Regions from separate parts of the Homo sapiens genome. Here region 1 is linked to region 2. A link is a contact called in ENCODE Hi-C or POLR2A ChIA-PET data. All regions are on one chromosome and are shown on one strand. Each heading gives the region's core, a stretch centred on a gene start or an enhancer-like site at or near the end of the contact. The rest is flanking DNA. Distances are from core to core; before and after follow the strand shown. Region 1 holds the start of PKM (pyruvate kinase M1/2). Region 2 holds the start of MORF4L1 (mortality factor 4 like 1).

Region 1 (2,985 bases), core at 148-2,647, 6.6 Mb before region 2:
TTTGCGTTCAGTGAACGCGACAGATTTCCTGCCCCCTCCGTAACCAGATCCCCACCCCACCCCGCGGCCTCCGCGTTCCACAATCAGGACGCATTTGTTAAAAAATGTGCCGGATAATTAAAAAAAAAAAAAAGAAAGAAAAAAGAAAGGAAAAGAAAGAAACGTGCCGGAGAGGCGCGGAACGGGCGAGGGCCAGGAGGCCCCAGCAAAGCCTGCAGAGGTTTATCCCGCCCGTTACGAGGCCCAAGGCCATCGCCCGGTGAAGCGGGGTGGGCCCTGGGCGCGGCCGCTACGTGCAGCCCGGCCGCGGCGAGATGGAGCGTGGTCCCTGGCGGCCACCCGGCAAGGGCCGGTCGAGCTCTCGGGCCCCGAGCCATTCCCAGGCCCTCGCAGGCCGCCCATCTAATCCCGGCCACAGGGGACGGCACCGCGCCGCAGGGGCAACCGCCCTGCCTCCCGGCAGCGGGGCAGGCCAACGTTACGTAAGTCTCCAGCTGCCCCCGGGCCGCCGCATCCCGCCCGCCGCGCGGGGCACCCAGCCCAGCCCTCCGCCCGCCCGCCCCGGACACGGGGCCTCAGCACCGCCCGAGCCTGCTGGGAGCTGGGAGGCGGTGATGGAAAAGGGGGGTGGGACCGCGCTCGGAGACCGGAGCAAGTGGGCGGGCGCGACCAGAGCAGAGAGGGAGGGAGGGAGCGGACACGCCAGGCGAGGAAGGGGATGCGGGGGAGCGGACGTGACCAGCAAGCAGGGGGAGGGGCGGCGAGAGGGAACTGGGGCGCGGGAAGGGCGGTCGCGCATGAATGGAGAATGGACGCGGGAGGGGAACCAGAACGCAGTTTCAATGAGTTACACAGAAAGCATTAGAATCAGGGGACACGCACAGCTTGAAGAGGAGGGGGTGGAAGGACCAGACTTAAGGAGGAAGAGGGGAAAACGAGCACGGAACAGGCGGCGCGGAGAAAGGGGAAGCAAGGGTGGAATCAATCACGAGGGACCGAGAGAAGGCAGGCGAGGATGGAGGCGCATTGAGGATTGGGGCAGGAGGAAGAGGATGGGACCAGAATGAGGGGGTAGGGCTGGGGCGGGAAAGGAGCCGGCGGACCCGCCTGATCTGGAAGGAACGGCGCTGGGGACTTCTGAAGAGCAGGCCCCAGGCGTGAGGAGCCGTTCTCCTCTCTCTGAGCTCCACTGCATCCCAGACGCCCTGGATCCTGCGCCGCCCTGCCTGCGTGCCCGGGGCCGGCCGGCGCGCCGGGATTCCGCACTAGCCGGGCGACTGGCCCTTGGTGGGGACTGATGGCGTAGCCTCCTGCACCGCTCACCTCCGGCGCTGACCGACTCGGGCTACGCTGCAAAGACGAAGAGATCCGGAGCCACGGCGCGTGCAGCTGCTGTGCAAGGAGCCACTGCCTCAGCCTCAAGGTTATCCCGCTGCGGGCCGCCGCAATCCCTCCGCCGCCCCGCCCTCTGCCCAATCCCGGCTCCGGGCGACCCGGGCCCCGCCCCCTGCGTCCCCGCGGGCGCAGTCACCTTCAGGAGGAAGCGCGGCGGCGGCGGCGGAACGCGCGGGCAGGTTGCCCTTTCGGTGGGACTAAATTCTGCGGCGGAAGGACACAGATTCAGAGTCACATTTTAAGAAACCTGATGACCAATGGGGACGCGGCGGGGCAACGGGGCCCGCCCCCGGAGCGACTTTCCTCCCAGACCCCCGGGCGCCGGGCCACCTGTTGCCGCCAAGTTGGGCTGCCAGATGGGGTGTCTTTTCTTGGCTCTCGGCCCAGGCCACCCCAGCTGTCCCGGCCTACCTGGGCAGGGCCCAGATTTATGGGTTCCGGGGCAGCATTCTCCCGGCCCCGCCCTGCCACTCCCCACTCCTCCGGGTGTCTGCTCTGGCGCACCCTCGGAGACTGAGCTGAACGGAAAGTTGGGGAGAGCTGCAGACTTGTGCGTGGTTGGAGGTCCTGGCCGCCTTCGGAGGGGCTCTGGCACTGGAGCGGCAGTAGGGAGAACTAGGGACTGCGAAGTGGGCCTGGAGCGGGAGCGCGAGGCCGTTTTCCTCTTAGGACCATTCATTGTGTTAGGACCGCGGAACAAGGAAGGACCGGTTGGGGCCATGTGAATAATTTAGTAGGGTCTGGAATCCTGCAGAGCGAATGCCTCAGAGTAGAAAGTAAATAGACGGTGTTGATATTAGCGCAGAGCTGGGCATCTGGAAATATCAAGTCAGAACATTAGGGCCGATAACCTATGCAGGAGTCAGCATTTCTGTTTTCACCTTTGTCGTGTTTAAGTCAGTATTGTTGGAACTTTTCTTACATTTTTCTACAAGACATTTTCTGATTTCCCAGTTGTTAGCCAGCAACTAATGATGCGAGCAGTTATCAATTAAACAGCTGTTAACTCTTGCCTTCATTCACAGATACAATGTTGCGCATTCAAAATGTGAAGACCGTTCTCTTAGGTTCTTTTTTTATTTTCCTGGCAAAAGAGACCAAATGGGTGTGACCTGCTCAGGCATACCCGCTGCCTGCAGCTGAATCACAGGCCTTCATTCGCTTCCTGTTAGCTCAGATAAGCTGGGAGGAGACAGTGACAGCCTAAAAGTAAATTTCTGTTTGAAGTGAGATAAAAATCTTTCACTTTCTTCTGTAAGTCTTTCCTGGTCCCTTTAGTTGTTGTTGGGAAGGAAATGCTTGATTATTAAGGTGGTGAAAGAACATGAAGTTGTTGAGAAGGAAAAAAGACATGCCCCCCTAGGGAGGGTTAGATTCCTCTCTATCAGAGAAAGAGGGATGGCATAAAAGTCCCTCCCTGGCCCCTGAGCTGAGGACAAACTAAGAACAGTGGTGGACAACACTGGGATGGCAAGGATCTGGCCGATGCTGGACTATATTGTATTTTAAAGTTCTAAATTGTCTGGGTGCAGTGGCTCACGCCTGTAATCCCAACACTTTGGGAAGCCGAGGCCGGCGAATCACATGAGG
Region 2 (2,749 bases), core at 174-2,673:
GAGGCAGAGGTTGCAGTGAGCTGAGATCGCGCCTTTGCACTACAGCCTGGTTAATAAGAGGGAAACTCCGTCTCAGAAAGAAAAAAAAAAAAAAGAAAAGTCATGGAGACAAAGGTTTGCGTAGGAGGATAAAGGTTTACATAGGGGATGCAGGTAGGCTAAGGGCTGTTTGTGGAAGGATTTAAATACCAGGCTAAGGACTTTGAGATTTATCGTCTAAAGTTCATTGAGCACTTATTCATTGTTGGGTACCGCGCTAAGCCCGTATATGTAATTCTCACAATAAACTGACGGAAATGGTGCTATTTTGCAGCTTAGCCAACAAAGTTGTTTTTGAACAGGGAACGACATAAATCCGTTTGTTTAGGCCAGGCACGGTGGCTCACGCCTGTAATCCCAGAACTTTGGAAGGCCAAACCGGGCGGATCACGAGGTCAGGAGTTCCAGACCAGCCTGGCCAACATGGTGAAACCCAGTATCTACTAAAAATACAAAAATTAGCTGGGCGTGGTGGCACATGCCTGTAATCCCAGCTACTCCGGAGGCTGAGGCAGGAGAATCGATTGAACCTGGGAGGCGAAGGCTGCAGTAAGCAGAGATCGCGCCACTGCACTCCAGTCTGGGCAACGGAGCGACACTCCATCTCAGAAAAAAAAAAAAAGGTATAATATTGAAGAAATCCGTTTGTTTAGAGTGACAAGAAGCACAAACAGGGCAGGTACGGAATACAGACGTTGACATATTCACACTAGCCTTTTTCAGAAAGCAGAGCTCCATTATCTCAAAAAGCTAAAGCGTGACTAGTGTTTCCCACGTCATCATCCTCATTTCCGCAAGGCTGGGCTGGAGAAGAGGAGGTAGACCTAGGAGCCAACAAATGGCTATCAATCCCACCAAATAGGCTCCGCAGTGGGGTTGCTAAACAACGAAGCTTCCAGAAGCGGACCCCAGTTCCCACCCTCTTGCTGATCCTAAAGCCTTTCTATGCAAAAACTAGCGGAATGCTATTGAATGTAGGTTTCCGAGCCAGCCCTATTCTCTCCGACTACTTCAACATCAACGGGGGCTTATTTGCCCAAGGGACGTCGCAACTGGGCCTTTCCCATTCTATTATCACTGGTGGCTCACCACCCCCACTCTCCCCCATCGCCAGCTCCGCCTTAACCTCCCACGAAATCAAATCCCCGCTTTACCAACCCGCAGCAGCCGGGGGCATGGAGAGAGAAGCGGGGGTGGGGTGGGGTAGGGTAGCCGGCCCCTCCCCCACCCGGGGGGGGGGGGGGGGCGCCTCCACCGACTCCGAACTACCAGTCCCGGCGTGCCCTGGGGCGGCGCGGGCGCAGGGGCGCGTGCGCGGCGGGCTGTCGTTGGCTGGAGCAGCGGCTGCGCGGGTCGCGGTGCTGTGAGGTCTGCGGGCGCTGGCAAATCCGGCCCAGGATGTAGAGCTGGCAGTGCCTGACGGCGCGTCTGACGCGGAGTTGGGTGGGGTAGAGAGTAGGGGGCGGTAGTCGGGGGTGGTGGGAGAAGGAGGAGGCGGCGAATCACTTATAAATGGCGCCGAAGCAGGACCCGAAGCCTAAATTCCAGGAGGGTGAGTGTGCGCCTTTGGGAAAAAGGCACCTAACGGCGCAGGAGATAGAGGCGGGCTCGAGGTGATTGAGGCTTGAGGGCCGGGGGCGGCGCGGGCTGCGCCCTGAGAAGGCGGCGGTCAGTGCTTTGTGCGGGGAAAGCGCATTGCGGATGGCAATTCCGGTGCGTCATTGTGAGAAAGCGCTTTGTGAAGCGAGAGTGCTGCGCAGGCGTTAGAGTGGGAGAGAGAGCGTTTGGCGCGTGGCACACCCTCGTCAAGTGTTTGTTATTGTTCTGAGGAAGAGGGCGCGGAGAGAGCAGCCTATTGTAGGGAGGCGACGGGAGCGCCATGGCGGCGGTTAGGGGAAGTGATGTGGCGGCGGGGGGGGAGGGGCGGTGGCTGTTTCGGGCGGTCCTGCGGCGCGCCCGGCCGCTTGGGCAGCTACGACGGGTTTTTCGGTGCTTCCTGGAGCCCCGGGGTGGTTGCGTTCGGTGGCAACTCAGCTGCGGATGGGGGTGGGTTTGGCGCCACGGGGCGGGAGAAGTGCGTTGTAAAATGGCCGTTGCAAGATGGCGGCGCCATCATGGCCGCCGGCGTCTCGGTCCCGTATGGAGGCACAGCTTACGGGCAGATGCAGCGCCCCCTTCCACGACGACCAGAAGGTTGCCGGGGCCCTCCGCATACCACAGAGTGGTGGGTGGGGACAGAAAAAAAAAAGTGAGATGAGCGTTTTCCTCCGCTTTGTGTTGCCTGGAGGCATCACTCTGCTATTCTTGGGCGCAGTGCCGAGATCCTATGGTAATGTGAGTGAGCTCTCGCTTTGCAGTTGCTCGTAAAAAGTAAATAAAAATGATCTGAATGCAGTGTTGACGCCGTTTGCATTTGTAAGTCCCATTGCCTCGACGTCATTTTTTAAATGCAGTAATTGTTTGATTAGTTGCAGTGTTTAACAATGACTTGAAAGTTGAATTTCTTTTTATTAATTGGTTTTCGATTGACATGAGTTTTGGGTAAGGTTAGACTGACTCCCAGTGGAAGGCAGCTCTTTAAATTTTCACAACGCTTCAGTTAACGTATAATAAGGTGGAGGTCTAATAGCTAAAAAGGAAGTAAAGTCCTGTTGAGAAAGGAGGAACACTTTAACATTCCTTTTCATTGCTATGGAAATTTATGCTAGTT

Evidence for each region. A loop is a pair of places that touch in the nucleus more often than their neighbours do. ChIA-PET counts read pairs that join two places held with the same protein, here RNA polymerase II (POLR2A). Pooled maps may share reads with other maps.
Region 1: a map of naive thymus-derived CD4-positive, alpha-beta T cell shows a loop between it and region 2 (10-fold over the local background). The contact joins the promoter of PKM here to the promoter of MORF4L1 in region 2. A Hi-C loop is called at or near these places in 1 of 168 maps with a recorded cell type or tissue (naive thymus-derived CD4-positive, alpha-beta T cell), 1 of 37 single-sample maps with no recorded cell type and 10 of 50 pooled maps. POLR2A ChIA-PET finds 5 or more read pairs at or near these places in 2 of 52 experiments (Caco-2 and naive thymus-derived CD4-positive, alpha-beta T cell).

Annotation. Positions count from the first base shown.
Region 1 is chr15:72,229,793-72,232,777 of GRCh38, forward strand. PKM (pyruvate kinase M1/2) reads right to left here and starts at 1,398. Exons shown (of 11, transcript NM_002654.6): 1 at 1,324-1,398. RefSeq lists silencers at 270-779, 1,340-1,839.
Region 2 is chr15:78,871,467-78,874,215 of GRCh38, forward strand. MORF4L1 (mortality factor 4 like 1) reads left to right here and starts at 1,424. Exons shown (of 12, transcript NM_006791.4): 1 at 1,424-1,591. The coding sequence starts at 1,552. RefSeq lists silencers at 1,196-1,455, 1,866-1,925 and enhancers at 2,011-2,642, 2,036-2,275.